Linked DNA regions of Mus musculus: regions 2, 3, 4, 5, 6 and 7 are each linked to region 1. The links are chromatin loops, found by intact Hi-C in ENCODE. Cell type or tissue: heart. All regions are shown on one strand. Each heading gives the region's core, and the rest is flanking DNA. Links, peaks and the distances in the headings are about the cores only. Region 1 holds the start of Crot (carnitine O-octanoyltransferase). Region 2 has its middle 25 kb from the start of Abcb4. Region 3 holds the start of Sri (sorcin). Region 4 holds the start of Tmem243 (transmembrane protein 243, mitochondrial). Region 5 has its middle 17 kb from the start of Gm31449. Region 6 holds the start of Dbf4 (DBF4 zinc finger). Region 7 holds the start of Dmtf1 (cyclin D binding myb-like transcription factor 1).

Region 1 (4,395 bases), core at 192-4,191:
GGTCTGTCTGTCACCCTCTAACGCTTTGTCCATCTGCCCCAGAGACCCGTTCCATGCAGACAAAGGGACTTAGAGGGTCTGCGGCAGTCTGTAAAAGTCTTCCTTTTAATTTGGTAGTGTATGGAGAAAGAGCTACACTGAATGGACTCTAGCCAGCCCGAGCATGTCACACATGGCTCTGGTAGGCATTGCCTTTCTCCCTGATTCCCACTGTCTTGCTGGAAACTATTAGATTTTATTCCTATAACTAGCCAACAAGGTCTATTCCCTTATTTGGTCATTTCCCTCTCCTGAGGCGGACTACCAAAGTCTAGTTATCAAAGTATTGCGGTTCAGCTATCAACCCTCCGCTCCTTTGACTGACCTAATCTGTCTAATGAAAGTCAACACCTCATCCTAGCTCAGGGCTTGCCCTTGACTTGACACTGTCATTTGCCTATGTGCCACATCTGCCTCCTCTCTAGCCAGAGGTAGCCCCTTGCCCTGGGGTCCTGGGTCCATATGGATCCCTTCATACACATAAATGAATGATTTTTTAAAGATTTATTTATTTTATGTATATGAGTACACTGTACAGATGGTTGTGAGCCTTCATGTGGCTGTTGCGAATTGAATTTTTAGACCTCTGCTCACTCCGGTTGGATACTCCAGAAGAGGGAGTCAGATCTCATTATGGGTGGTTGTGAGCCAGCATGTAGTTGTTGGGATTTGAACTCAGGTCCTCTGGAAGAGCAGTTGGTGCTCTTACCTGCTGAGCCATCTCTCCAGCCCGAATGATTTTTTATATAACTTTAATAGTCAATTTTAAGACTTGGGACAAGTTGTTGCTATAAGACATACTCCAAAAGCTTGCAATATCTTCCTCAGCCATCAAGATCTGTCTATCCTGAGCTAAGAAATACAAGCTTGTTCAAATTTAATCTGAGTGCTACCGATTTTAAATTTGACATTAAAATATCTATTATACATTTGGTAGAAAACATTTTCAGGACTCTGCTTAATTACAGTTTTACAGAGATGGTCATTTTTCTCACATTCTCCAGGTTCTACTGATTTTTTTCAGTCCCGAGGTTGTTTTCTTTTTATGAGAAGCCAAGATCTTCATGGAGACACCGTTTCTGCTTAACAAAACCAGGAAGAAGAGAAACTTGCAGCAGGGCTTGAATGTAGCTCAGTGTTAAAGACCCTGCATAAAGGCCTGGTTTGGTGAGATTACCAAACTCACAAAAACAGTGAAGGTGAGTGACCCTAAATTCTTTGCCACCAGCAAACATTCAATATGCGTAAACTTCTAAAGAGGTGCCAAAATTTTTTTTACTAAAAAAAAAAAAAAAAAAAAAAAAAAAAGACAATGAAGGTTTCTGAGAAATCCAGTCAGTCTAAGAATTCTATTTTCGAAGCATAATATAATATCCGGAACGGAACACTTACATACTATGAGGGGGAAAAGTTCTTTAACACAGTCACTTTGACAAGCTTAGAGAGATTATCCAGCTTGATTATGTAATACCTCCAGCAACGCTGTGCAGTCATGAAACATATTAGTAATTCTGCGGGAAACTCAAAAGGATTTCGGAAAGACAGCAGCTTTTAATATACTAATTTGAAATGAAGTCATTAAACTGTTGAATAACTTAACTATGCAGGAGCAGGTAAAATATTTTTCCTTCCACGAAAACAAAACAGAAGTACAAATAAAAAGTGTATATAAGTTTAAAATTGTATCAATTTATTTCAGGAGGTAAATGAAAAAAAGGGCATTGACCTGTGAAACTAAAAATACCTCATAGTCTTCCTCTAGGACGTGCTAGCTTTTTAAAAACGCAACTTCTTGGATGATAAAAATATTCAGGCAAGGCCAAAGCTTGAAGCTTGACCATCGCTAGAGACTGCAAGGGCTTGCCCTAGATGGCTGGGAGTTGGCCAAATCTTAAGTCTCAAAGAGGCGACGAGGCCAAACCGGATCCATTCGCCTGCTATTCTCTTGCCAGCACACAGGGTAGACAAAATAAAATGTCTCAGTATAAATTCTTAAATTTATATCTAAAGTAGTATAAATGCTTGCCTGGGCCATGCAAAGGAGGCTGGCACAAAGAAGGGGGAGCGACTGGGAAGAAAGAACACAGCGCCAAGCCCCTAAGAGTTCGGCGAAAAGCAGGCTGAGCCGTGGGCCTCCTTACGCAGCCACAGGGCTGTGCCCGAGAGTGGGTAGATCTCTGGACGGAGGCCAATCTCCCGCAGCATCCGGAAGGAAGCTGCTGTAGCGGGGACTGCAGGGCGCTTATCTGACTTTCTGCTGCGTTCCCGGGGTCTGCAGCCTAGGACGCCACCAGAGCCCGAGAACCCGGCGGGGGCGGGACCAGCAAGCCTCGACAGCCCACCCCTTCCAGCGCGGGGTGGGACCCTCGCGGCTTCCCGTCCAATCCCGTTCCCCGACGCGCACAGGGCGGGACCCTCGCGGTTTTCCGTTCTGGTCCGGCCTCAGGACAGCCCAGAGCCTGCAGGCCGACGCAGAGGGACAAGAGGGGCGCGGGAGGTGAGGATTCTGGGGCCGGCTGCTCGCTCTCCTTCCCCTCCCACATGGCGAGGGGGTCGAAGGGTATTGCAGTAGCAGGAAGCCGAGCTGAGTGCAGTCGGGCTGTGCGCCCAGGCGCCCCGTCTGGCGCGGGCGTGGTGCCCCCCCCCCCCCCCGAGCATCTTGCCCTTCTGGTTTGGGGTGTCCTCTCTCAGTTGCACCGGCCTCGCTAGAGTGCTAGAGTGCTAGAGTGCTTGATCGATTGGTTGGTTTTGCGTGTGCATGTTTCTTGGTTTTTCTCCCCTTGTCCTTATCCTCGGTGAGAAGCTGCCCTTGTTTTGGTGGGAGGAGTTTCTGAACTTTATTGCTTTCTGCTTCTGCTGCAACCTCCCCGCGGGCACCGGAAGGTTCCCTGTGCCCCTTGGGTCCATCTGATAGGCTGCTTGGAACATAGCTAGCTCTGTAGTGATATAAATCTCATGTCTAGCAGATGTCCGTTCTCTGTATTTCCAGCTTCTGTCACTATCCTCTTCTCCTTTCCTGATCTTTACTTGAGTGTATTTCTTCCTTTCCACAGTCACCAGGCTTGGCCAGTTCGGGTTCCCTGTGGTTTCCTTTCCGAATTGTTCAAGCAGGCTCCTGGAGGTCCTGAGCACTTCTTCGTGGTTTACTGGTATGTGACCCTATTTGTTTACTTCCTGGTTCTATTTTCCCACCTCTCTCGCGTTCACATCACCTTGCTTTCAGAAAGTCCACTGTCATCGTTTTCTTAATTTTATTGGAATCGTTTAACTAGTTTTATATGGTTGAAAACTTAAGACAACTCTTAAAGAATCTGTAGTCGGCTTAACCTTGCAGGGGCTAAGCACTGCAGCAGGCATAAAATTAGTACTCTGGTCTTCTTTGTGGGATCTGTTAAATGACAAGGAAGTGTAATGAGATCAGCTTGCCCGGCATGCTTGCATTAGTTTCCTATTGCTGTTACAGCAGACAGTGACATGTTTAGCGGTTAAAGGAACACAGACTTTGAGTTTCTGAAGATCTGAAGTCCGAGCAAGCTTAGCTGCTTACCCTGCATGGACGCACAAAAGGAGAGACCAGGGTTTCTGTTATGAGTTACTTTCTGAAGTTTTAGGGGGAGACTCCCTTTTCAGGTTCATTCGAGTTGGCAGAGTCTAACCCCTGTTCACTTGCATTAGGATTAATCCCATTTCCTGCAAGTCCTGTTTGTCTCTGAGTTCGTTAAGGACATGGATGTAGACACAGATCATTAAAGACATAGATGTAGACACAGAGGTGTGGCAGTATCTCTGCTCAAGCACTCAAATGATTAGGTTAGGTCCTCTCTATTTTAAGCCTTTTTTTTTTTTTTTTTTTTTTTGTAGGTGAAACCCAGTTGCAACCATAGGAGTAATGATGTTCTATCATAATGACAAGTTCTGGGGACTAAAAAGAGTAGGTAGGAGTTAGGTCATCATAACAATTCTGCCCATTATAGTCCATAATATAGTTGTTTCAGGATGAGTTGTTTTTATGGCATTAAAAAGTCTGATGACTAATTATATGGTTATACATGCCAAGATAAAGAGATTCAATTAAAGTTACTTGCCTAGAGCTGGGTGGGTGTTGGTGGCATATATTCCCAGCACTAGGGAGTCAGAGGCAGGCTGACCCATGTGAATTCAGGCAAGCCTGTCTGACAAAAGTTAGTTCCAAGCCTGCCTGGGGTATATAGTAATATTCTAACCCCCCCCCCCAAAAAAAAGACAAATTTTGAGGCTCAGTGAGATGGCTCATTGGATATTGACACCTGCAGGCAAACCTGATGACCCAAGTGTGATCCCCAGGACCCACATGGTAGAAAAGAGAATGAACTCCTG
Region 2 (4,395 bases), core at 315-4,314, 130 kb after region 1:
TTCATTAAAGTATATTGAGATTTTTTTTTTTTTGCTGCATGATATAAAAAATACCCTGGAAAATGTTCCACATGCTGATGAATTTTATTCTGCAGCTGTTTGAGGGGCAGTTCCGTGAGCACCTTGCAGATTCTTCTGGTCTAGAGGACAGCTAACTCCAAAGTTTCTTGGCCATTTTTTCTTTTTGGTTTGATTTGATGTGGCCAGTAAAATAGGGTGTTGAAGCCTATTTTATTATTATTATTTATTAGATCTCCTCTGTCTTTATAAATCTAACAATGTTTGCCTTATATTGTTGCACTAGGTGAACATAATTTTAAGTTGTCAAATCTCATCAGTTGGCCCCTAGAGTGTTGCCTGGTGAGCCTCCTTGTCCCTTGTGGTTCTGTCATTATGTCTGGTTTGTACAAATGTGCCTAGCCCTGGGTGCTCTTGGTGATTATGTGTATAGATAGATGTCTTGGTACAACCTTTCATTTTCAGCCTCTATTTTTTTACATTTATTCATTTTACACATGAAGTAACTTTCTTGTATGGAACACTTCTTTTTTTTTCTTTGTTGAGCTGGTTTGTGTCTTTTACTTCTAGCAATTTAATTCATTACATTCACAGTTTCGAATGACATAAAAAATTTACTCCTATGCCGGGGCCTAGCAACACAGAAGTGGATGCTCACAGTCAGCTATTGGATGGATCACAGGGCTCCCAATGGAGGAGCTAGAGAAAGTACCCAAGGAGCTAAAGGGATCTGCAACCCTATAGGTGGAACAACATTATGAACTAACCAGTACCCTGGAGCTCTTGACTCTAGCTGCATATGTATCAAAAGATGGCCTAGTCGGCCATCACTGCAAAGAGAGGCCCATTGGACACGCAAACTTTATATGCCCCAGTACAGGGTAATGCCAGGGCCAAAAAAAAATGGGAATGAGTGGGTAGGGAAGTGGGGGGGAGGGTATGGGGGACTTTTGGGATAGCATTGGAAATGTAATTGAGGAAAATATGTAATAAAAAAATGGAAAAAAAAAGATATGATGGGCAATACAGACCATCATGGAAATAAAAGTAAAAAAAAAAAAAATTCTATAATGTGTAAGATAGTCCCTTAGGTGATGTGGGGAATAAAAAGGTAACGTAAGACAATTCTGCACTCATGTAGCATGCACTTTAATGGATAAAATATAGAAACAAACGACCGATGTGCAGCAGAGGTTTAGAAAAGTGAAACAAGAGAGCCAAGGCAGGGGTCTTTGAAAAATCCCTTGAAAAGCAGAGATTGTCCCCGAATAAAACTGAAGTAGGAGGACGAGATAGAAACACAGGACATCTGGGGTCTGCAGAGGGGTGAAGAGCTCACATTGCTCTGGCAGAGTCCCTGGGTTCGATTCCCAGCACTCACTTCAGAAGGCTGGCCTCCTCCTGGAATGCCATATTCAGGGGATTCAACCCCTTCCATGGGCACTGCACTGCATCCACACTCACAGACAGACACACACTCATCATGTCACTAAACATAGAAGTAAGCTTTGAAAAAAAATACAGGACAAGCCCTGCTTTAATTTTATTTTCAAGTAAACAATAAATATTTTAGTGTGAATAAAAAAAAATTTACTCCTGTTTAGTAAATTCTGTGGGCTGTGTAATATATGAGACAATAAAAAAGTACTTGTCATTTTGTTGATTTAAATATATATATTATGAAGCTGTGTTCCCAAATATATATATTTCCTCTCTCTTCCTCTCTCACTGAGACAGGATCCCACTATGTAGCCCCTGGTGGTCAGGACCTCATGATCCTCTGGCCTCAGTCTTTTGAGAGCTAGAGTTTTAGACTTATGCTATCTTCCCTGGTGTAAGTAGCTTTCAGGCATTCTTCCTGGTGTATCTTGTAAGGCACTACTGGAGGTGATGGACTGTCTACATTGGCTTGTCTTAGGTTTTTATTTTTATTCAATATCCTCTTGGCTTACAATGATTCTGCTAAGAATCTGCTGCTAATCTAATACACTAGGTGACAGCTGACAGTTGACTAATAAACCGTGGGCTGCACTGCTTCATGTCACGTCTACTTGGGGTCCTCTCGTGCTCCTGGATGTGTAGCCAAGAGGAGAGAGTTTCAGTTACTGTTGTATCTGGCTGTCCTCCTTTCTTTCCCCTTTAGGTTCTGTAAAAGGCAGGAATGCACTCCTTAGAAAGAGTGGGCTCAGCAGAACAGCAATGGCTTTGATCCTCTCAGACTCACACCTCCCCCCTTCACCCTACCCCTTCCTTTGTCTCTCTCAGGGCAGACAAACTTCCAGGAGAGGATGTGCTTTTCTTAGAAGCCCATTTTACCCAGAATTCAATCTGTTATAAATCGACATATAAGATTTATAGGGATTTAAGCATTCCTAAAGTTGAAAAGAATTCACTGGGGTTAGAGGTGTTAGTCTGAGCATGCTCCCCTGATGGGGAAATCCTGAAGCTGGCCAGCACTGCCACCTACTGCTCTTTGTCTTGTTTTGTCAACTGTCCCCAAGTATCCCTTAATCTTGTTCTGGGAGTCCTGAGCTGTTGGTGGCCACCACTTATGTTTCATGTCCTGTTTGGGAGCTTGTTGGTGCTAATGTGACTAACCTGGAGAAATCACAATGTAGACTCCTGGAAGCTTTCTGAGCTGGGCTTCAGACCTGTCCCTTCTGACCTTGAGGACTTTGCTAGGCACTCTCTTCCCTGATGTGGGGTCTCAGCTGGAGAACAGGGGCCACACTGTGGGCGTGCTTTCTCCTACTCCCTGAGCTTCCATCCTAGGGCTCTGGGTTGTGCAGGTTCCTGGCTCTCCCTTACTGCCACCTTCATTCTGACCAGTACCACTGTCCCCCAAACACAGCTATTCATTTGCTGCTCGGCTTCTCTGTGGAGATGAGGCGAGTTCTCGGTACTCATTTGGCTATCTGGCCTGGTGTCCAGTTTAGTTTTGTAAAAGATTACACACTATTCCAGTTGGTGATCGCAAAGAAAATATAATGCTTTTTATCTAATTTTAAAGAAGTCTGTTATGTTAAGATGAACAGATTTTGCTTCTTTAAGGCAAGGTCTTATTGTATCCTGGACTGACATGACACTTGCTTTGCAGCCTGGATGGCCTCAAACTCAAGATCCTCCTGCCTCAGCTCCTGGAGTCCTAGAATTACAGGTATGTACAGCAATGCTCAACTTTAAACTATTAAGCTAACATTAAAGCTGTACAATTTTTAATATTATAGCTAATGCTTCAACAGCATCCTTTTATGTCTCTCAACTAAATTTCAAGAGTTGGAATATATGCCATATTGAAGCATATACTTACTTAAAATACGTATGTTGTTAATATTTAAGCAAAAACTATTACAGTAAAGATACCCTCTATGAATTGGGATGTTACTAAGCAAGTCAGCCTTTGTTTTGTTCTGTTTTGTTTTGCTTTGTTTTGTTTTGTTTTTCATGACAGGGTTTCTCTGTGTAGCTCTGGCTATCCCAGGACTTGCTCTGTAAACCAGACTTAACTTACACATTTTTTTTTGCTATTGGAATTGTGCACATTTTTTGGTCATGCATTTCTTGTTGGGAACAACTTGATCATATCATTTGCTCGTAGGCTTCTTTCCATGAGCATGTTATGTACTGCAGATACCGCTTACCCGAATAAATGTGACCCAGGAGCTTGTGCTCGCACCTCACATGTACCGGGTCACACAAGCTCGTACCTCACATGTACCAGGTCACACAAGCTCGTACCTCACATGTACCAGGTCACACAAGCTCGTACCTCACATGTACCGGGTCACACCAGCTCGTACCTCACATGTACCGGGTCACACAAGCTCGTACCTCACATGTACCGGGTCACACAAGCTCGTACCTCACATGTACGGTCAGGGTTAAGCTTTTTGAGATGCTCTCTTGTTTGTATCTCCCTGGATTGAAAATAATGACATATTTTAAACATCTCTAGTCAGGAAGGTCAGCTTTGGAAGAGGCCAATTACTAGAAACAATGTTATCACAGAGTAATTAAACTTAAAAGGTTATAAAAGTATTGGAATTGTTGGAGAGCTCTTTCGTAGAGCAATAAAATGTGAGGTGCAATTAATTGTGCAATGTATACTTCCTAACCGTACCACATTCCACTTCCCACAGTCTGTGCGCAGGGTTTGAGAGCAGCCAGTAAGGCGATGGAAAGCTCAGTGGACAAGTCTGAGAGGCAGCTAGGGAGGTGGCTTTGTGAGGCTCCAGGTGAAAAGGCATCCCGGGTGGAAATTACTTAAATTACTTAACCATCCCACAAAGAATAGAGAGGCTCTTAAAATCCACTTTTCTGAAGGCTGAAATTTACATCACCCTATTTGGAAGAGTAGATAAATTCATATACATAACA
Region 3 (4,395 bases), core at 107-4,106, 940 kb after region 1:
ATTTGCAAGAAGATGAATGTGTGGACTAGAGGCCAGCACTGCTGAAAGTCAAGCAGGTGGAGTCACTTACATGCTGAAGACACTGGCAATCTAAGAATGCTTGTCTTGAGGTGTGCTATGTCTTGTGGTTTCAAAAACACGGATCGATAACATATTAAGTAGACACTCGAGAGGAAAGTCTCCCAGTCTTCGACTCAATTTTCCATTCAAATTCTCCGAGCTCTGTTTCTTAGAGTACCACTTCTTCCAAGGTGGCCGTAGAAGTTTGCTTAGCATATTCTAGAGCATATCTGTTTGTTTGTTTGTTTGTTTGTTTGCTTGTTTTTTCAAATCATCATTTCCTTCTTTTGGGCTCTTGTTTAAAACAAGTCTAAGGTGACTAAGAAGGGAGGTCCCCTCTGGACACATCTGGATTATGTCCACAGAACACTTACAAACACACAGTGACCTTGCAACCTAGGAACATGTCCTTCCCCACAATAGCCATAGGCATCGGTCATAACTCTCGGAGGGAGGAAGTAGGTCTTAGGACTTGGGACTAGCTGACCTGCATTCCCTCCGTGGGTCATCTGGCCACATCACCTAATAAGGACATGGAGCGCTAGCTCCAGAGAGCACCTGCCCCTGGGTGGAGGCTACCTTCCGAATACTGATAGCAACTCTTGTGCTTGGAAGCCGATGCTTCTTTACAGCTCTTCTCTACTTCCTTTGTGGGTAAATGATTAATTATCGAATTCAACTGAAAGTAGCTAACTATCATAATTGGGCCATAAAATAATTAATTACTAATATTTGTCTTTAGGTTAGGCAAGCAGAGGTTTTATGTTCAGATCTTGAATTTCTTCTCTGTAAGCAGCCCTTGTTCTATCCTGACAATACAAGTGAGGAGGTATACACTTTGTAGATCTTCAAAGTATATTTATATTCCCCCTTTGGGTCAGTCTAATCCCAGTCCAATCACAAGCTTTGAACTGATCTATTATTGATACAGGCAATACTCTGTCCAAATTTGTCCAGATCTAAAATAAAGACTGTTTTAGTCTTCCTTTCCTTTTACCTTCTTTCAGGCAAAGGGACTCATTTCCAGAGCAAAGACTGTTTTTGTGCCACTGCACTAAATGCTAACACAAACAGAACATAACAATTCTTCAGTATTGAAGGAAAGGCTAACCTGTCCAGCCACAGCAGCAAAGTAACCATATAGCGGATCCTGAGTTTGTCCAGGGAACGCAGGCCCTCCGGGAGCCCCACCATACTGTGAAAAAGAAAAGAAAAAAAAAAAAGGTAAAGGCATCAGAGAGAATTGAATTTATCTTAACCATCCAAGGCTTTTGTACAATTGACGCCTGTGCGACCTTCACAGTCTCTATCTTCCCCACCACCTTGACTCAGCTCAGTGACCCACCAGGCTTGTCCACTCCTGCTCCTGACATCTAAAAGCTGGAGACTTGGTCCAAAACAAGTTTCATGAGAGTGATGGCCACTAAACGCAGACCCACTTTAAAAATCCCTATTAACCAGCTTACAGAGGTCAGTGCACCGGAAGCAACCTGGTGGCTAGGCTTAGGACTGTTTTCCTGTTGGTTTTTACAGCCTTTGCGGTGTTTTTGAAGTACTTGAAGTACTAAGTAAGGCTGGAGTTAGTACAGGGCTGACAGGTGTGGCTTGGGAAGAACAGGGATGGCCGGCCCGGTTATATCTAAAATGAGGGTCCCTCTGTCTCTGACAGTACACCTCCCACATCTGCCTAAGTGGTCTTCCTCTAGGACTTCAGCTCATTTCTCCAGACTTTCTGGTCTCCCTGTCACTTTCTTTTCAAGGGAGTGACCACAGAACCATTCTAGATCAAGATGGCTGTTGTTGCTTTGGGGACATTCCGAGAGAGCAGGAAGTCAACACCAACTTGCACTATCTCACGCCACATATCCGAGTTACAGAATGGGCTTCCTGGGTCGCAGCCCACCCACCGGTGGGCCCTGGAAAGGCCCTTGGAAGAGATGGGGAAGAAAAATGGAGCCAAGGCTGGACATCAGGGTCCAGGCGAGCTCGCAGGGAGCATCTGGGACCGCCCGCGACGCCTCCTCCCGCTCGTCCGTGGCGCCTTCCAGTCTCGGGAGACCAGAGGCTGCTGTGCCCTCGTCCGCTGCACTTACCCCGCCTGGGTAGTACCCTCCGCCCGCGCCAGGGTGCCCGGGATACGCCATGGTGCAGACTGCGCCTCCGCCCTGCCTGTCTGCTGCTCCGCCCGTCCGGCCCAGAGCCGCCCCGGAGCGCACCACGCCGCCCCGCGGGGGCCGCCGCTCGCCGCCACCCACCCCGATCGCCCCGCGGCATCCCGAGTGCCGCCCGTTCCCTGCTGCCTCTGTGCTGTGTCAGCGCCGTCTGCGACCCACACTCGGGCGATGACCCAGGACCCCAGACGAGTTTATATCAGGACCCATTCTCCCTCTCGACCTAGTGGCACATTCCGACATCCACGCACAGCTAGGGGAGGGTTTTTTCCCCCCTTCTTCCTACTGTGCTATTTTGTAGAACATTTACTATTTACACCGGGTTGTTGGGTAGAGAGGACGGGATAAGAACGCTATGCACAACTGTAGGGAAGGGGAGAACAATTCCAGTGGGCGAAGGAGACACTTTACAAAATAGGAAAAAAAAAACTTTGAAAACCTGATGAAAACTTCTGAACCATGCAAGTGGGCTTTTAGCTTTGACTGAGGGTGGCCTGTTTCTTTGCCAACCGTTTAAGCTGAGTGTAGCTCAGGTGCGATTGCTAGGCGTGGGTGTGTGGGGTGGGGTAGAAGAGGGCAGTTTCTAGGCAGGACAGCCTCACCCAGGTCATTCATAGGAAAGTGAATTGTTTAATTTTCTGGATGATTCGAATAGAAACAACCCCAGTGGTGAAGCTTCCTGGAAAGGATGTGAAACTCACGTGGGTTGTTCAGATGTTTCACGGCTTCTTTTTTGTTTTTTGGTGCAATTGCAACAAGAGGTAATTGTTTGCTGGCTCCGGACTGTTAAGGACTGAACAGTGTTGGTTGGTCGATGTTTTGTTTGTTTGCTTTTGACTGTTTGCTCTTACTCTTTCCTTTTGAGATCCAGGTTCTCAGGGTAGCCTCTCATGGCCTCAGCCCCAGATGAGAGTCACCAACGGTTGCCTGCTTTATTGTTATTATTATTATTGTTGTTGTTGTTATTATTAATTTATTTTTATTTTTAATGACGAAACAAAAATATACCTAAAAGCGAAGCTTCTGGAAAAACCATTTGTTCATCCCTGTCTTGTATCGCTCCTCAAACTTGACCTTGGCCTCCCGCCTGACCTTGCGTTTGTTTCAAAGCTGGGTCCCTGAACACATCCTTGTTGACAACAGTCTTGTTCAAGGGGATATCCACAGAGTACCTTGTGGGCATGAGGTGGTTGTAGTTATAAACTTTCACAAAGGACTTGATCTTGGATCGCTTGGCGATTTTCTTCTTGCCCATGGCAGCTGTCACTTTTTGGGGATAGCGGTCAATTCCAGCCACCAGGGCATGGCTGTAAGGGCGGTCCAAGAAGCCATGGTCAATGTTCTTCACGATGACGGCTTTGCGACCGGAGTAGCATCCGGCCAGGACCAGCAACACTTTCCCGGGTTTCATGAACTTGCCCATCTTGACAGCAGGCAGCGGTACCCAGCAGAAAGGAAAGGAGGGCACTTCCGCTCTTGGTTTTGTTTTTAACATTTTGAGAAACACTTTAATGAACAAGACTGACCATAGTGTGTGACCAAGTTCTCTTTGGATACATAAGCTCCAAAACAGAAAGTTCTAAATAGCGAGAAACAATTCCAATAGTCCTTGTGATCACGTAGCAAAGGTGTAGCCTGTTTTACGTCTGCTTCTGGAGATAAAATTACTGTTCTCAAATACCATGGTCTTTGATTAGGCATTCTGAGGTTTTGTCCTGTAGTTTGGAACTTTAATCGGCTAGGTGAACAGGGCTCAACTCACACTTGAATTTAAGCTCTTTCAGGACTCGAGTTTGAAAATATCACAAAAAATATGTGTCACCAATAAAGCATTTGTGACTAATGCAGGCTTCATTTTATGGATAAGCGACTACATTAATTGTCACATTAGGAGACATTAGACTCTGGTTACTCCTCCCTTAAGAAGTGAATTTTAATGGAGGGCTGTAAATGAAATCCTTACAGCGATTGCCAACAAATTAATGATGAAAACAAAGATAAATTACACACACACACACAGTAATTAATGAGTGTCAGACCTTCATAAACTTTGCCTATTTGTGTAGTCCTCACAAAGACCTGTGAGATAGGCGCTTTTGTTATGCAGTTTTATGCAGTTGAGAAACGAGAGCTGAGACAAGACAAAGAAAGGAGGATATGAATT
Region 4 (4,395 bases), core at 258-4,257, 100 kb before region 1:
ACATTTGTCAGGGAGGTGGGGGGTTGTTATTTTGCTTTTAAGGCTCCTGGTTTTGATTTGGGGTCAAGATTGCACTATGTACCTCAGGTTCATCTTGAACCTTGTGATCAAGTGACCCTCCTACCCCAGCCTCCCAAGCGCTGAAACTAACACAGTGAGCTATCTCAGTCAGCCCAGCCAGCTTCAGTGTCTGCATCAGACAAGTCCACTGGGAAGCCCAGTGCTGCTGTATTACAGAGCCTATGAAGTTAAAAGTCTGAATCACCCAGACTCTCAATCAGCACTCAGAAAGCTATGCGCAAGAGACAGTGAGCCTGATTTGTGGACAGCTGGACAAATGTTTCATATGAATGAGACCAGTTTCATCTTTGTACCCAAAATGCATGATGCCCTCCGTGCTGTGACACAGGCCACAGTCACCAGAATCTCCACTTTATGCACAGATATGCACAGATCTCCCGTTCCTGACTGCTTTCCTTTAACACCAAATAGACACACATGAGCGCTCAGTAACGTCTGCAAATAACGGAAGGAGCATTAGTGAACTTGAGCTCCCAAGCATGGCGAGCTGAGATTAGGCGAAGTTACAAGAAGCCAGACATCCATCTTGAAATGTCTTAGTAAAGCACCCCAAGACAAATCAAATTCTATATGGAATTTAATAATAAGTAATCTTCATGGTAGACTGGCAGCTTCCAAGTTTAGGATTCCCCATGACTGCCAGGTGGAGAAGTTCCCTGTGTGTGGTACAGGCTCTTCCCACAAGGTAAGAAACCCAGCTCTACAGTAACCACAGCAACTTTCAAAGGCTGACTGCTCCTATCAGGGGTCAGGGGGTCTACAGTCACCAACGTCATTTACAAGTGGGGGGGGGGGGAGGGTAAGAGAGCTACAGGTTAATCTTGCCCTGACTTCTGAGAAAGTTTTATGCTGAATACAGAGTTTCTTGATTGTCCCCAAGGCAAGGGGGCTGGGGGTGGGGAGCAAGTTTCAGAAAGTTAACGCTAAGTACAGAGAAAGACTTTTGTTGACTGCAGGCCAGAGGCTCTATCTAGTCAAGCTTCTAGAAAACGGTTAGTGCCTCTGCCTATTTGAGAGCTGGGACCCTTTGTTTGATCACCTCCTGGGATTGTGGCCAACATCCACCTTCATGGAGCTGCTTCACATCCTCATCCTCTTAAGAACTCTAGGTAAGCAATCATCAGAAGCAACCCTGGGCTCTCGATGCACTCCTGAAACCACTAAAGCCCTGGACGCACACCTGAAGTGTGGAGCTGGAAAGTGCGCTTATGCAACCTTCGCAGGACTTTCCCTCCACGGTGGGGTTTCCGCACTCTCCGTAAGGGCTTCCCACAAACTGCCCAGAACTTTCTGAACTTTTCTCCACTCCAAACTGCTCTTGGTGCAGAGTGCAGGGCAAACATCCCAAGAGAGGGGCGGGACGGCAAGAACAGTTCTTCCCACTTCCAAGTACCCTCCAGGCAGGCTGCAAGGAGCCAGCGGGGTGGAGGGAGGCGGGATTCTCGCACTCTGGCCCGGGGCCCACTCCCGCACTCACCTTGGCAGACGTCTCCCCGAACAGAGGTCTGTTATCCAGGCCGCTGGTCCCGTAGGTCCTGGTAGCAAAGTCCTCCATTTTAGGGCTGCTTCGCTCGTCCCCGGACGCTCAAAAGCGAGTCCGCATCAGCTCGCGAAGTCCGGACGCCCGCCCCTCACGGCGCACGCATGGCCCGGGCCCTGGGGGGGTGGGGAGGGCGGGAAATCCCGACGGGGCGACTGTCACTCCCGGGGGCCCCTGGCCGCTCCGCCCCAGCCCCGCCGTCCTCATCTCCAGCGGCCGCCGCGGGAAGTGAAAGGAAACAAACAGCGCTTGGCCGCCGCCCCGCCCGCGCCCGCCGCCCCCAATCTCGGCCGGGGCTCCACCGGGAGAAAGTTTGCCTGGCGCGAGTCCCCCGCGCGGCGGGGCGGCGGGAGTGAAGTTGCGGGCCGGGCGGCCCCGCACACCACCCTAGCTCGGCTGAGAGCTCCGCATCCGCCCGCTCGCGTCCCGTCCCCCGTGCTCCCCGCAGCCCCGGCTGCGCCCGCAAGCCAGACCTCGGCGTCCCGCGCCGCGCGCGCGGCGGATCCAGGCAGCGGCCGCGACCCCGAGCCGTGGCCCCCACACGCCGGCCGGACGCCGGCGCCGTGCGGCGAGTCCCCCCGGGCTCTCCGGTCCGGGACCTGCGGCCACTGTCGCAAACCGGTCGGGCCCGCCCAGATCGCGTCACGACTCAGGCAGCCAATCCCACGGGCAGAGGCGCCGCCTGGGCTGCAGAGCTTTATTTACAGAGGTGCGGGTCGTCCCACCGAGGCGCGGGTCCCCGCTGCCAAGCGTTTCTCCGCCTCTTGGCAATTGGCGGCTGCGCGGTGCACGTAGTGGCTAAAGCAGGGTTCTGAAGACCGACTCGAATTTGGCGTCTTAAAACCCGACAACCTGCTTCGACCACTCCAGGATTTGGATGTGGACACTTTACAGTATCGGAGGCAATCGTGTATGCGTGTTTTATTCTGTATTACACACAGAATAAGAGGTCCTAGTTTACATAAACAGTTAGGTATTTCGTTGCCTGGTCCAGTGGGGGTGCTGCCACAGGCCAGAGCTTCGCATCTTGGGCCTTTTTGGAGTCTTGGGGCTTAGAGAGCTGAATGGAATGGACAAGCTGCACAAGTACCGTCGCTCTACATTTGAAGTTCTTCCTAAAAGCTAAAAACCAAACAACTACACTAATAGGATTGGGCTGACACTAATACCTAGCTAGATTCAAGAAAGTTCGGAAAGTGTTAGTGTGCAGGAGACTCTAAGCTGAAGCGATACCTCCACGAACGCTTAGAATCTAGACATGGGTTCCAGTGCCACGCAACAGTTTAGAACAAGGGATGGAATAACAACCACAACGAACTTCCAGCCCTGAGTACACGTAAGTATTATACATATCCCCATTGCCCAATCATTACACGTGTTTTACAAATTAGCTGTTTACTCGCGACTTTACCTTAACAACAGCAATACTACATAATCCAGCACCCACTTCTATTAAAAGTTCTATTTAAAGATTCATATTAAAAGGTCCTACAAATTAATTCACTTACTTATATTCAGTTTCATTCAACAAAAAATATTTTTGAGGCTCTAGGCTGTAATCCTTTGAATATTAGGGACAGTCTAGACTAAGTAGCAAGACCCTGTCTCAAAATAATAAAATAAAAACTAACAATACTTTGAGAATCTGCTGTGTGCTAAGCAACTATCCACCAAAATAACACAGTAATTATGGGCCTTGGTCAACAACCCCAAAAGATGCCATAATACCAAATTTGATATACAGTCAAATCAAAATCCATAAAGTCTAAAATTCTGAAAGGTTAAAGTTCTGGAAATATTATTCTGGGAAAAAATAAAGACTTTAAATACAAGTATATTTTTTAAAGTATAGTTATTTGAGAAACAAGAGAACATATAGGCAACGTTTTATAGTAAAATAGGTAACATACATATTTGGAAATTATATTCACCTCTGTGCTCTGCTGCTGTGGTGACTGGGTGGGGAGGAAGCATTTAGAATATTCATATTTAGGTCACAGGCCGGGCAGAAATCGTTCTGTCGACTGAACAGAGTAACTCTCTCCTGGTTCTACTTGTACATAATTGTTTTCAAACCAGAAACCTCACTGGCTCCTCGGGAAAATATTACTTTGGTTCACCAAAAACTACTAAAACTTTCAGGGACTGCTCATCAGCTAAGCATGCTTATTGCTTTTGCTGAGGGCCTAGGTTTGTTTCCTAGCATCTGCATGTGGTTCACAAACATCTCTAATGCCAGTTAGAGTTAGATGACATATTTCAAAAGATTTTATTAACTGTGTGTGTGCATGTGCATGCATGTGCTTCCACATATGTGCTTCCAGCCAAGGAGGCCAGAAGGGTGTGAATTTCCTTCAATATGGAGTTACAAGCAGCTGAAAGCCACCCAACCATCGGTGCTGGGATCCAAAATTAGGTCCGCTACAAGAGTAGTGAGCGCTCTTAAATGCTGAGTCATCTTTCCAGGCTCCCAAACAACGTATTTTTAAACTAAAATTTTTGTTTTTACTAAAGTCTGTCAGCCTTCTTCCCGGAATTAAAATTTCTCTCCCTGATACGGGAGCCTCTTTCCTTGGGAACTGCAGTTTTCAAATTTTGACCTTTGTGGTAGTTTATATGAAAATGGCCCCATGGCCTCACAGGGAGTGTTACTATTAGAAGTTACTGTAGCCTTGTCGGAGGAAGTGTGTCACTGGGGGTGGCTTTGAGGTTGCAGATGCTTAAGCCAGGCCCAGTGTCACTCTCTCTTCCTGCTGCCTTGCCAATCTAGATGT
Region 5 (4,395 bases), core at 259-4,258, 59 kb before region 1:
TATTGGCATACACACACACACACACACACACACACACACACATATACATATGTATATATCTAAATGCATAAGTATTATAACATATATGCATCCATATATATTAGTAATATAAAAATCAGGCAGAACAATTAGGATTAGTTTAATTACTAGTGAAGGAAGATAGCACCAGCCTGAAAGGAAAGGAGTTATAAAACGTATCAAGTAAAATTAGGAGATAAAAGATTCAGAGTAATCTGAGAGGTGGTGGTGAACACCTTTGATCCCTGCATTTGGGAGACAAAGGCAGATGGATCTCTGTGAGTTCAAGGCCAGCTTGGTCTACAGAGTAAGTTCCAGGACAGTCGCCTCTACCCAGAGAAATCCTGTCTCAAAAAACTAAGAAGGTCAAGTGTGAGATTAAACCTTAATATGATTGGGACTGGAAGATGCCTAGGTGATATATGATACCATAAACTTGTCAGTGCACAGCCAAGTCCTAACTGAAATGAGGTTTTGTCCTCCCCACCCAATTCCAGTCAACTCATTGGTTATGTATGACTACAGAGCACTTACTCTGTTCTGATCATCACACATTATATACATGTATTGAAGTGTCACAAAATACACCACAAATACATAAAATTAAGATGTGTCAATTAAGAAGAATCAACATAGGAACCAAAGGGTCTAGTGTATTCAGAAAGAGAGCCATTACACTCCTGGTGAGGAAGGCTGGTGAGGTTTTGAAGGAGAGATACAAAGGCTCTACGGTGACTTTTTCTCCCAGTGCCACCAGGTTTCACTGTTAGAGAAAAAATATTTAAGCTATGCGTTGTAGCATACTTCTGTAAATTGTACTCAGGAGACAAAGAAAGCAGATCACTGCAAGTTCCAGAGCAGCCTGGTCTAACACACAGTGAAACACTGGAAAGAAAGTGGGAGTCAAGGAGAAATAATGTAAAGAAAGGAAAGCATTCAGAGCCAAGACTAGTGAACAGGAGATTTTATCAATTAGGTGTTCTACAAAGGCTCGCACTTGGCAAGCTTTCCTTGGCTACTCTACATTAAACCTGGGGGTATGATGTAAGCTTACATAGGTCACTTATGACTATAGTCGATTTGATAAGGAATTGCTCTACTTGATCTTTGTACTGTGATAAACACTATGAACAAAAGCATCTCAGGGAGGAAAGGTTGACTTGTTTTACAGAGTCCATTATCAAAGGAAGCCAGGGAAGGAGGCAGAAACTGAAGCAGAGATCATAGAGGAATGATGCTTACTGGCTGCTCTCCATCGCTTACACAATCTTCTATGGCCTTGACCACATACCCAGGAATGGGACTGCCCAGAGCTGGCTCGGTCCTCCTACATCAACTATTAATCAAGAAAATCCTCCCATGCCCACAGGCCAATCTGATGGACACAGTTCCTTGGTTCCCCGCTCCTGAATCATTCTCTCTAGTTTGTGTCAATTTATGCTATTTCTACTACTACTAACTACCACTACAACTTCTTCTTCTCCTTCTTCTCCTTCTGTCATTTCAGGATGCAGGATAGACGGTTAGATGTGACAATTGCAGGTTAAACTGTTTTTTTGTTTTTTGTTTTTTGGGGGGGTTTCTTTTGGGGGAATTACAGTTGGATGATTATTGATCTTACTTCTAGGTAATATGTACTTTATATAAATTTCTAATTTTTTATAATTTTTTCTTCATTGTCTTAGTCAGGTTTTCTATTCCTGCACAAACATCATGACCAAGAAACAAGTTGGGGAGGAAAGGGTTTATTCAGCTTATACTTCCATACTGCTGTTTGTCACCAAGGAAGTCAGGACTAGAACTCAAGCAGGTCAGAAAGCAGGAGCTGATGCAGAGGCTATGGAGGGATGTTCCTTACTAGCTTGCTTCCCCTGGCTTGCTCAGCCTGCTCTCTTATAGAACCAAGACTACCAACCCAGAGATGGCACCACCCACAAGGGGCCTTTCCCCTTGATCACTAATTGAGAAAATACCTCACAGCTGGATCTCATGGAGGCACTTCCTCAACTGAAGCTCCTTTTTCTGTGATAACTCCAGCTGTGTCAAGTTGACACAAAACTAGCCAGTACACTAATCTTCCCATTTTCTGGTCAGTCTCTATGACAACTGTAGACACATTCAATAAAATGAAGTCATAGGGGAATAGGTTGGGCCTTTAATCAACTGATCAGAGTCTTTATTAAAGGTCTGTGAGAAGACACACACACAAGGAGTAGGCCATCTGGCCCGCTGAATCTGAAAGAGAAATTCTGGATGATGTTATAAAGGCCAAGAAACACTGAAGGTTTCCAGTAAACCCTGAGAAGTTGGCAGATAGCAAGGAGCAAGCTCCCCTGCACAGTCATCAGAAGGGACCAAGTGCTGTGACACCAAGATCTTGGATGTGAAGCCTCCAGGATTTGATTTGTTGTATTTCCCTTGGTAAAGCTGCCCATTTGTGGAACTTTGTAACGCATATATATATGGTTAGTGGGAAAAAAATGCAGTCTCCTCATAAGGACACTTGCTAGCATGCAGTACCCATTTTGCACCAGAAGGTGTCACTTCATTGCAGCCTACACCTGAAAGAGAGTCTGCTCCGTTTTTTTAATTATTTTTTTTTCCTCAAACAAAGCTGGAGTCTAAGTACACTGAAAGCAGAAAAAGTCCTTCAGTAAACACATGTAAAATTTATGGGAGCTAACTAAAGAACAAGTAGACTTAATTTGCCAACCAGTATATCATTTACCCATGTCCATGTCTCTTTCTGCCAAGTAGGGCGTCAGTTCCCAGGGAGGTCTTGGGAACTTAAAATTTACTAGACCACTACTGAAAATGGAATTCTTTTTTTTTTTTTTTTTCCATTTTTTATTAGGTATTTAGCTCATTTACATTTCCAATGCTATACCAAAAGTCCCCCTTACCCACCCACCCCCACTCCCCTACCCACCCACTCCCCCCCTTTGGCCCTGGCGTTCCCCTGTACCGGGGCACACAAAGTCTGCGTGTCCAATGGGCCTCTCTTTCCAGTGATGGCCGACTAGGCCATCTTTTGATACATATGCAGCTAGAGTCAAGAGCTCAGGGGTACTGGTTAGTTCATAATGTTGTTCCACCTATAGGGTTGAAGATCCCTTTAGCTCCTTGGGTACTTTCTCTAGCTCCTCCATTGGGAGCCCTGTGATCCATCCATTAGCTGACTGTGAGCATCCACTTCTGTGTTTGCTAGGCCCCGGCATAGTCTCACAAGAGACAGCTACATCTGGGTCCTTTCAGTAAAATCTTGCTAGTGTATGCAATGGTGTCAGCATTTGGAAGCTGATTATGGGGTGGATCCCTGGATATGGCAGTCTCTACATGGTCCATCCTTTCATCTCAGCTCCATACTTTGTTTCTGTAACTCCTTCCATGGGTGTTTTGTTCCCACTTCTAAGGAGGGGCATAGTGTCCACACTTCAGTCTTCATTTTTCTTGAGTTTCATGTGTTTAGGAAATTGTATCTTATATCGTGGGTATCCTAGGTTTTGGGCTAGTATCCACTTATCAGTGAGTACATATTGTGTGAGTTCCTTTGTGATTGTGTTACCTCACTCAGGATGATGCTCTCCAGGTCCATCCATTTGGCTAGGAATTTCATAAATTCATTCTTTTTAATAGCTGAGTAGTACTCCATTGTGTAGATGTACCACATTTTCTGTATCCATTCCTCTGTTGAGGGGCATCTGGGTTCTTTCCAGTTTCTGGCTATTATAAATAAGGCTGCTATGAACATAGTGGAGCATGTGTCCTTCTTACCAGTTGGGGCTTCTTCTGGATATATGCCCAGGAGAGGTATTGCTGGATCCTCCGGTAGTACTATGTCCAATTTTCTGAGGAACCGCCAGACTGATTTCCAGAGTGGTTGTACAAGCCTGCAATCCCACCAACAATGGAGGAGTGTTCCTCTTTCTCCACATCCTCGCCAGCATCTGCTGTCACCTGAATTTTTGATCTTAGCCATTCTCACTGGTGTGAGGTGGAATCTCAGGGTTGTTTTGATTTGCATTTCCCTGATGATTAAGGATGTTGAACATTTTTTCAGGTGCTTCTCTGCCATTCGGTAATCCTCAGGTGAGAATTCTTTGTTCAGTTCTGAGCCCCATTTTTTAAGGGGGTTATTTGATTTTCTGAGGTCCACCTTCTTGAGTTCTTTATATATGTTGGATATTAGTCCCCTATCTGATTTAGGATAGGTAAAGATCCTTTCCCAGTCTGTTGGTGGTCTTTTTGTCTTATAGACAGTGTCTTTTGCCTTGCAGAAACTTTGGAGTTTCATTAGGTCCCATTTGTCAATTCTCGATCTTACAGCACAAGCCATTGCTGTTCTGTTCAGGAATTTTTCCCCTGTGCCCATATCTT
Region 6 (4,395 bases), core at 249-4,248, 570 kb after region 1:
AATAGGAAAGAAAGAAAACACCTTTTGGCAAGAAAGGCTTAAATGGAAGAAGTAAAACAGGAGAGCGTTATTAGAAAAGTATTCGTCATCTAAATGCAAGAATATAAAATGTGCATTTGGTTATGTTTGACATGATGTGAGAAAGCTAATGAGGCCTCCTTTGATAATCACAAAAATGGTGAGGCAGACTGCACAGATAGTAACTTCATTATCAGACAAGGAAATTACAGAGCAAAGGGGAATACAACTCAGTGTAAAGCACAAAGTACCTGGTTCAGTGTCTAGAATACACACGTGTACACATGCACACAAACACAAAAACACACACTCTTAGAACTTGTCCAAGGGTCATAAAATTGCTTTAAGGCTAGGCCAGTACTAACTGAATTAAGTTCTCTTGACTCAGCCAAATAAATGTTCACTTAGTTCCAGGGATGTCCAAACTTTTGACACCATTACATCATGTTGCCGTCTACAAATGTGCTGGGCATTCATAGCTATCCTAGGATGCATTTAGTTTATGGACCACAAGTTGACTTCGAGCTTTCATCCAAGAACTTGGGAGGCAGAGGTAGGCAGATCTCTGAGTTTGAGGCCAGCCTGGTCTACATAATGACATGTAGACCATGACAGCCAGAGCTATATACTGAGACTATGTCTCAAAAAATAAAATAAAACAAAAACAAGTTGGATGCACAAAATTCTGCTCAATGCTTTCTAGTTTTTAACAGAGTGACTTAATACAGTTTCTTACTATAACTCTGGACCAATTCATTTATTCTTGTATGTAAAGCCTTCTTTACATCTTAAGGAATCTATTAAAGTCTATTTTCAAGATCTTTAGGGTGGGCATGGTCATCATTCCTGAAATTTCAGCACTTGGGAGGCTGATGCAAGAGGATCTCTACTGAATTCAAAGCCAGCCTAGGCTAGACAGTAAGCCCCAGGCTAGGTTGGACTACAAGGGAGACTGTCTCAAAACAAGAAACAAGAACATAAACCACATTCATTTAGTCCTGATTACTGACAGGATGTGTAGAGACTTCTGTCTTCATACAACCAAACTCTTCTTCCTGTGGCTGCTGTAAAACTTGGGTTCCATGGGGTACTAGGAGTTGACTAAAAACAAAAAAACAAAAAAACACTAGTACCTAGGTGGTGAGTAGATGTTTTGCTTATTCATAGTTTGGAATTATACCTTACATGACACATAATGAGTCTAACATGGTTCCAACTCTTTGATTGTCTTATCTCAGAAGAAATATAAATCACCTTTCACAAGAGCATAAAACAACTTCCAGTTTTATTTTCCAAAGAAACATGATTACATCTTTTCCAAATTCTGAAAACATCAAAGAGAGAGAGAGAGAGAAGAGAGAGGAAGAAAGAAATTAAGAAAAAGAAAACAACCCCCTTTCCCTTCGGCCACCTCTTCCTCTCCATCATTTCTTTCTTCAGTGTGCTCCACCATAGAGGTCAGGTCCACAGGTTATCTATTACTTAGCTAGATTACCACTCAAATTGTAATTACCTCTATTATCATTCTAACTACTCTTAAGGAAGTGGGTGGCACCTCCCAAGCCACCACAGATGCCTATAGTTCAGGTTTTAACCGGTTTGAACTCGGTTGGGGACGAAGCTGAGTCAAGTCATCAACATGACAGTAATTAGAATTTTTCAGTTCCAGGCTTACTGCTTCCAAGCGCATTCCCCTTAGTCCCCCTAACAGCTAAGAACCAGTACTCTCTTCACAGACTAAATCGGAGCCTCGGAATTATCCAATTCCTAGATTAGCTGGGAAGCTGGGACCACCAATTCTGTAAAAAAATTCCATTCCTCCCCACCATTATTAAGATTTGTTCCCAGTCTCTTCCAACTCAGCTTGCTCTCCCTCTCCTCACTCGCACTGCCTCATCCCCTGACTCTCCACTTCATCTCACAAGCTCTACTCCAAGGCATTCCCCCTTCCCTCGTGGCTTTAATTCTACTCTGTATTAGTGCTTCTCAAACATTTGAACCAGTTTACAAACATGGAAATTCTGTTTCCTTTCCGTAGTTTACGCTTTGAAAATTGAATCCTCTCCTCATTTTTAAAAAATGTTTGCTCCTCCTTCTCAAGGTCTGTTAAGCACATGTATATTAATTCAAATTCATCAGTACAATGTCTCAACATATTTCCCTTTCTGGCTCCCTCCTCCGGACATTTCTTGAGATTACAAATTAGCTCCGACTGTCTAAAGCAGTTTAATACAGATAGACAGTTCGATGACTGTCGCTCCAGCCTCCGTCCATAACCTGTTTAAAACAAAATCATTTCTTTTAGCAATGCTAATCCAACTTGATGTTGTCTTTGGCGAATAGTCTCACAATTCACCTGTCTGTGCCTGAATATACTTATTTGTACTGACTGTCTTGAGGGTACTCCATCAAAAATCAATACTATAAGGAGTGTCTATTATAGCCAGGAGTTAAGAAATGCAGAACAGTACAAAGCATAACGTCTGTATGGGTGAGAGCAGAAGTATACTCCAAACAAGTTTTGTGAGGCATTTTCTCATTTACAAAGCAAAATTAAAACAAATCACGTACGCCTGAATTTCGTCTTGACCATAATCCCGTATTCCCGTTTTACAGATGAAAAACCCTGAGACTTCATTTTCCACTCTTTTATTGCTACAAAAAGGACAATTATACACACAGAGAGAAAGAACAGGTCTGTACAGAACAAAGTACCCAAAGGGCTGCGAGAGTCGGATCCGGCGGGTGGACCCCGGCCCCGCCGCCACCGCGGCCACCCGGGACCTTTGCGGCCCGTCTGCAAGGTCGGCGGGAGCCCAGGGCCGGCCCCGCGTCCCACACAGGGTTAACTGGAGTACCTGGTGGCGAGGCGACTGCAAGGCCCGGGTCTCAGCCAGCCTAGCAGGTGATGTCGACCACGAGGTGAAGCCTCCGAGGCTAACCGCGTCCACCGCCCTGGCTGCCCCACACTCCAAGTATGCAGAGCGGAGCCGGAACTCGAGGAGGACGCGGGAGAGCCGGGTCTGAGGCCCCGCGGGCTGGCGCGCCGGGGGCGTGGTCAGCATCCGGGGGCGGGGCCCGCGGGGCGCGAGGCGGGGCAGGTGGAGCCTGCGCGAGGCCGGCCCCGGCGTAGGAAGGGCGGGGAGCGCGTCTGGGCGCCGCGGTCGCGTGACGCGTTTTCAAATCTTTAACCGCCGCGGCTCCCGGGTCTGAGCTACAGCCTCTTCCTGCTCCGAGCCTCCGCGCCGGAACCGGCCCTCAAGCGCGGCCCGGCGCCGAGGCCGAGGCCGGAGCCGGGGCCGGGGAGGCCCTGGGAGCTTTGTGTTCGCGGCCGTTCCATGCGGCCCCCGGTGCGGACCCAGCATGTAGGTGCCTGGTGGCTGCCATGAACCTCGAGACCATGAGGATCCACAGCAAAGCACCTCTCCCGGGTATGGAGCCCCTCCCCCGCCGCGGTCCCTTTAATCGTTTCCTGCCTGGCTGGTTCCACGGAGGGTTCTAGAGAGTCTTCCTGCGGAGGGCCTCTTGCCGCTTTTGCGTTTCTGTGGGTTCTCGGCGCCCGCGAGGCGTTCGGTGTTGGTCTCCGTGAGGGACCGACGCTGGCCGGGCCCCTCATGCTCTCCCCGCCTCGGCCGCGAGCGACCCGGCATTCCCGGGGCTGCAGGCTTCAGACAATGCGCGGGTCCCCGACGGCCCCACGGAGGAGGCGCCCACGCCCATTTGTGACTGTTCCCGTCACTCGTGAGGGAGACGGAGAGGTGTATGTGTGTGTGTTTCAACCTCATAGACAAAAGCAGATTTCAATCTCAATGTTTAATATAAAAAATTTTCATTATAGGGAAAATTCCTAAGAGGTGCATGTGTGTCTAGTAACTAAGTACTAAAGTGCAGGTTGTCTTCGAAAGTTTAAAGAAGATGTTTGATTCTCATCTGCTTTTAAAATAAAAGATGGATGGCATAGTCCTTAGTGGGCTTAGGTTCTTAATATGTAAACAAAGTGCATGAACTCCCTCGTCTAGTTCTTTTAAGTACTAGACAAACTATGAAACCAAAATGCCAGCATTTAGTAACCCCTAAGAATTAGGTTGTTTATTCTAGATGAGTGTGTGTGGCTACCTAGGTAAATAAGCTTTAAATATTTGAAACACCTGTGTTGGGTTTTCACCGACCTGTTAATTACCCACATGACGTTTACACCATGAGAAGGTAAGTTTTCCAGAACAGCTCTATAGAATTCCTGCTTCATACACGGAACAGGAGTAAATAATAACTATTTTCTGCTGATTCAGCTCTTGTTCTCCAGTATAGAGTTTTGTGGAAACCATACAGGACAGTTTGCCTTCATCCTAAGTGGTAATATTAGGGAAAACATTTAGA
Region 7 (4,395 bases), core at 82-4,081, 160 kb before region 1:
CTGCATTTGGTTCCTGAGTAAAATGTTACTCACTTGTAGAACCTTCAATTAAGTATTTGATTACATGAGTTTAACACATATGAACAACACACAGGAACACAGAGAATGTTGACTTACATTATTCAAGTTCAGGGTTATTTAGCCCTTTCTTAGCATTTTTTAACAAAGACTTTTTTTAACATTCACAAAATTAAGCAGGAAGTAGAGAAAATTCCTACATACCTCACGGCTTCCCACACACACACACACAATCAAGAGTGGGCATTTGTTATAACGAATGAACCTATACTGACACACCATTAATACAGAAGATATAGTTTATGTTAGAGTTCATTCTATTTTATCTATCAGACCTGTGGGTTTTGCTGCAACTATAAAGGCATGCTATTTCAGCAGCACACAGAGCCCTTGATGCTATAGGAACCCCCGCACATTATTCATTTTCTCCACCCCTGGATGCACTAATTTTACTGTCTCCATAGCAATGCCCTTTACAGAATATCACCACTGGCAGATTGAATGAGAATGGCCCCTGCAGGCTAACATGTTTGAATGTCTGGTCTCTGGTTGGTGAAATTCTTTGGGAAGGATTAGGTGTGGCCTTGTTGGAAATGGCATGCCACTGGGTGCAGACTTTGAGCTTTCAGAAGCCTACACATACCCAAATGGCTCGGCAATTAAGAATGTAAGCTCTCAAGGACTGTTCAAGCCCCATTCCTACCTGCCTGCAGCCATGCTCCCCTCCGTCCGTGATGATTATAAACTCATCATTTAAAACTGTAAGCAAGCCCCAATTAAAACTTTCTTCTGTAAAATGCCTTCACCATGGTGTCTCTTCATAACAGTAGAAAAATAAGACAATCAGAATGGCATAGTCTTAGCATACATCAATTTTTGGATGATTTTTCTTTACTACGTAACATATATTTTAATTCTTCACTACTTTAGTGCCAAATAAAGTTCTGTTGAATAGATGTGCCTGCTTGTTTATTCATTCACCTCCTGGTTAGCCTCTTGGTTGGTTGCATGTTTTGGCAAATGTGAATAAAGCTGCTGTAAAAAACTTGTGATTCCAAATTGCATTGGCCATCAACTCCTATGAACCTTGCTTGATTTAAGAGTATGCCTGATACATCTAATTTCACTCCCCTGGGGGGAAAAAATGATTTTCCCTTTCCCCAGATCTACCATTTGCAAACAGCTTCTTGATTAGGAATGGGACTTTGTGTATCACTAGTAGTGAAAGGAAAGCAAAGTATAACGTGTATCTGCTGAATCATAAAAGCAACACCAATAGGAACCCCAATGCTCAGAATTGTGTATCTTAGAACTTTTGGGTTGGTTTGGTTTGGTTGAGATGTGTTCTATGTAGCCAACACTGCCTCAAAATCCAGTCTTCTTTCTGCCTCAACCTCTTCTCTGCTGAAATTAATAGGTTCGAACAATTGTGCCCAGCATGGGGCAAAAGGCAACTTTTTTGATGTTCTCATCATAGAGTCTGCACTTTTTGTAGCAGTGTTTATGGCAGAAAACCACATCTGACCAGTGTGCAGTTAAGTGACTGTAGAATGCCTATCCCTAAGTGGGTTTTTATAATGCAATCCTTACACCAAAGGTATAGGAGCGTTGCTGAAGATGGGGGGCAGAAAACTTGAAAGAGTCAGGGGAATGGGAAGACTTCTGTTTTAACACCCACCACTCAGCAGCTGTGGTCCCATGCATACCACCACTCCACTCCACATTCCAGCATGGATGGCGAACAAGGTTCCATCTCTGGCTAGGGAGCTACAAGCAGTCAAGACTGCTGAGGAAGAGTCAACTTCCTTCCTGAAGAGATCAGATTGTTTTCCCACGTCCAAGCGGGGCGCAGCCCTACACTGAAGTACATCTGGGCTACATGTGTGTACCCAGAAATACACCCCTACAATAGGACATGAATTTGAGTCGGGGGCATGTCAGGGAAAACACGGGGAGGAGTTGGAGTGGATAGGAAGGAGTAAATATGGTCAAAATGCATCTATTCATGTATGAACCTGATTCTTAAAGATTGGCATGGGAACAGGGCTTCTATTTTGTTCATCTCTAAGAATCCAGAAAATAGAGCTGCACTCGGCATAGCTACCAGCACTGAACTTTAAATGCATAAAGAACTGTAGTCTCCTAAAAGCGAGGTCACACTCACGGAGGTCACCTTTCACAAGAATTATAGAGACACACCGCTCCCTCTTCGCTTCGGAGATTGCGGAAACTAAAAGACAGATGGTGCAGACGCCTGCCAAGGGAAAGACCCTCCTTTACGTCTATCACCCGCCACAGCTCGACGGCGACCGTCCGACCCTATCGCTCGCTGAGAATGGCGCTCGATTCCGCAGCAACCCATCAGCTTGCCGACGCAGACGGAAGTGACGTCGGGGGTGGCGCGCGGGCCCGCCCCCCAGGAGAGGCGGGCCGCAGGGGGGGTGCTGGGAGGGCGGGGGCGGGGCGCGGCCTCGCGGCTCCGTTTCCGGTGGCTGGTTGCGCTCGCTCACCCCAGCTGCAGCCACTCTCTCCCGCGGCTGCTTCCTCCATCCTGGTATTTTTTGGAGCCTCCATCCTGGTTCTTCCAAAGTGCCCGGACCCAAAACAGGAAGTAAGTGCGATGGAACCTTCAGGTCCGGGCCTCCGCCGCAGCCGCTCCGCCCAGTGCGGCCGAGCCGGCCCCTTCGCGGGCCTTGGCTGTCGCCGGCTGGGTGCCGCGGGCGGGGTCGGAGTCCGGGCTTCGCTTAGCCGCCGCGGCAGGCCCCGCACGCCGCGCCCGCGGTCTCCGTCGCCGGCTCAAGCGGCCGCTGGCGGCTGGAACTCCCGAGCGATCCCTGGGGCGCAGCGGCGAGCCGGTGGGGGCGGAAAATGGCGGCGGGCTGGAGGAACTAAATGGCGCCGGGACCCCTGGGGGTGGGCCCGAGTCGCGGAGGACGGCGCCGGGGGCCCCGCGGGCGTGTGCGTGCTGGGCGGCGGAGCTGCCAGCCTGGCTTGGCTGGGGTGCACTGAGCCCCCTCGGCTGCGTGGGTGGGGTGGGCAGGGCAGTGGGGGCGGGGGTCGTCCCAAGCCCACCATTTCTCCTCGGCTCGTTTGGCCCGTGAGCCCCTCGCCGGTTGGACTCAGCGAAGGAAGTCATGGTTGCCAGTCGGACTTTCTCTTTAGAGACCGCGCGGGACGTGGCCTGGGGTGCGGGGAGAGTCCTGGCCCAGCCAACTAGTAATTGTCAGGATCGTGCGGAGCAGACCTTTAGCGTTTCAAAACCCTCTTTGGCCCTCTAGCAAGAACTTTTTTTTTTTTTTTTTTTTTTTTTTTTGAGAATCTCCCCGCAACCTTAACGAGTTTTACTCCGAAAGAAGTGGTCCAGTGCCATCCTGTGCTGTTCAGTGATACAGCATATGTTTTTATAGTTAAAGACTTCGGTGTAGCTAAAGAAAGAGTGATAGCCCGTGATTGCTTTTGTCAGCCCTTGTACCTCTTTCTGACAGCTAGACTTCCTTTGGGACAACCTCCAAAGAAAAATGCATTTCAGTACTGTTTGTGATGTGTTATGTCTTAAGCTAGATGTACTGACTTTTATTAATTAGAGCTATATTTTCGTGTTGTAAATAACTTTTGTGGCTTTTAGGCTGTAAATTAAGAAAGAAAAGACCTTTGATTATATTGAAAGTTTTACAAACATCAAAGGCTATTTTCCTTATAGATTTTCTATTTCTGGTACTGCAAATTTCTTTAGGCCAGTCTTAAATTTACCTTAATAATTCGAGTAATTTACTATAACATTTAAAACAACTATAATAACAAAATATTACTAGCTTTTTACTGTGGTAGAATAGTGATACAATTTTGTATATTTGGTTAAACTTAGACAAACTTAAAATCCATTTCAAAGATTGTTATGTTGAGTGTACCAGGTCAGTGAGAGACTAATGATATTCTCCACAGACGTGAAAAAACACTCCTATCTATATGAAGAATATTATTTATTATTTTATGCTTTTATCCCACTACTGTCTTTCCCTGGTGCTTTTGAGTACCATCAAGTAAGCTAACGTTTCTTCATTACTTTAGATTATGATAGTCTTACCCAAACTGTTGTTCAGGGGGATGATCTAGAAACCTGCCTGGTCCACTGACTCTTTCAGTTGAGGGAGACACCTGGTATTGTTACCATTTTCTTGTCATATCTGTATGTTTAGCAGTTTGGGGGATACATACAAAATACACTTTTTTCCAAGTATTCAGGTTTTAACTTTTCGAAGGAGGAAATCAGTTTTAGTCTTAAGGTTTGAGGTTGGAAATAGAGTGTATCTGGAAAATAGTTACTAGTGTCCTCTGGTTGGTCTTTTCTTCCTTTCTTTCTCTCTTTCAAGTTGTGCT

Evidence for each region. Peaks named below come from ENCODE experiments on the same cell type or tissue, not always from the same donor. Only the 100,000 strongest peaks of a DNase experiment are listed, where the experiment ranks them.
Region 2: a loop joins it to region 1, with 2.5 times the contacts of the local background. A loop is called at or near these places in 6 of 42 quality-filtered maps.
Region 3: a loop joins it to region 1, with 3 times the contacts of the local background. A loop is called at or near these places in 2 of 42 quality-filtered maps.
Region 4: a loop joins it to region 1, with 3 times the contacts of the local background. A loop is called at or near these places in 16 of 42 quality-filtered maps.
Region 5: it touches region 1 in a loop (2.1-fold over the local background); 8 of 42 quality-filtered maps call a loop at or near these places.
Region 6: a loop joins it to region 1, with 2.1 times the contacts of the local background. A loop is called at or near these places in 4 of 42 quality-filtered maps.
Region 7: a loop joins it to region 1, with 5 times the contacts of the local background. A loop is called at or near these places in 6 of 42 quality-filtered maps.

Annotation. Positions count from the first base shown.
Region 1 is chr5:8,995,245-8,999,639 of GRCm38, reverse strand. Crot (carnitine O-octanoyltransferase) reads left to right here and starts at 2,494. Exons shown (of 18, transcript NM_023733.3): 1 at 2,494-2,536; 2 at 3,093-3,188. In heart, for the core only: a CTCF peak has its summit at 2,182; a DNase peak (open chromatin) is centred at 2,429; H3K4me3 peaks cover 1,996 bases; H3K27ac peaks cover 1,984 bases.
Region 2 is chr5:8,866,322-8,870,716 of GRCm38, reverse strand. No RefSeq gene overlaps it. Among named protein-coding and RNA genes, the nearest start is that of Abcb4, 25 kb to the left of the region's middle. In heart, for the core only: a CTCF peak has its summit at 2,482 (motif pointing left); no DNase peak of the experiment used is centred there.
Region 3 is chr5:8,054,398-8,058,792 of GRCm38, reverse strand. It overlaps Sri (sorcin), which reads right to left and starts at 2,251. Exons shown (of 8, transcript NM_001080974.2): 1 at 2,154-2,251; 2 at 1,172-1,255. The coding sequence starts at 2,204. It also overlaps the pseudogene Gm15730. In heart, for the core only: a CTCF peak has its summit at 2,177; DNase peaks (open chromatin) are centred at 522, 2,192 and 2,852; H3K4me3 peaks cover 2,074 bases; H3K27ac peaks cover 2,854 bases.
Region 4 is chr5:9,098,559-9,102,953 of GRCm38, reverse strand. It overlaps Tmem243 (transmembrane protein 243, mitochondrial), which reads right to left and starts at 2,217. Exons shown (of 5, transcript NM_001081029.1): 1 at 2,095-2,217; 2 at 1,559-1,737. The coding sequence starts at 1,636. In heart, for the core only: CTCF peaks have their summits at 1,824 and 2,389; DNase peaks (open chromatin) are centred at 1,613 and 2,283; H3K4me3 peaks cover 1,995 bases; H3K27ac peaks cover 1,182 bases; H3K27me3 peaks cover 832 bases.
Region 5 is chr5:9,054,380-9,058,774 of GRCm38, reverse strand. No RefSeq gene overlaps it. Among named protein-coding and RNA genes, the nearest start is that of Gm31449, 17 kb to the left of the region's middle. In heart, for the core only: a CTCF peak has its summit at 2,543 (motif pointing right); no DNase peak of the experiment used is centred there.
Region 6 is chr5:8,421,521-8,425,915 of GRCm38, reverse strand. It overlaps Dbf4 (DBF4 zinc finger), which reads left to right and starts at 3,200. Exons shown (of 12, transcript NM_013726.3): 1 at 3,200-3,449. The coding sequence starts at 3,404. It overlaps Slc25a40 (solute carrier family 25, member 40), which reads right to left and starts at 3,078. Exons shown (of 12, transcript NM_178766.5): 1 at 2,877-3,078. In heart, for the core only: a CTCF peak has its summit at 2,197; a DNase peak (open chromatin) is centred at 3,115; H3K4me3 peaks cover 2,815 bases; H3K27ac peaks cover 2,145 bases.
Region 7 is chr5:9,159,848-9,164,242 of GRCm38, reverse strand. It overlaps Dmtf1 (cyclin D binding myb-like transcription factor 1), which reads left to right and starts at 2,467. Exons shown (of 18, transcript NM_011806.3): 1 at 2,467-2,629. Gm46901 (predicted gene, 46901) reads left to right here and starts at 3,333. Exons shown (of 1, transcript NR_166570.1): 1 at 3,333-4,395. In heart, for the core only: no CTCF peak of the experiment used is centred there; DNase peaks (open chromatin) are centred at 1,892 and 2,522; H3K4me3 peaks cover 2,629 bases; H3K27ac peaks cover 2,031 bases.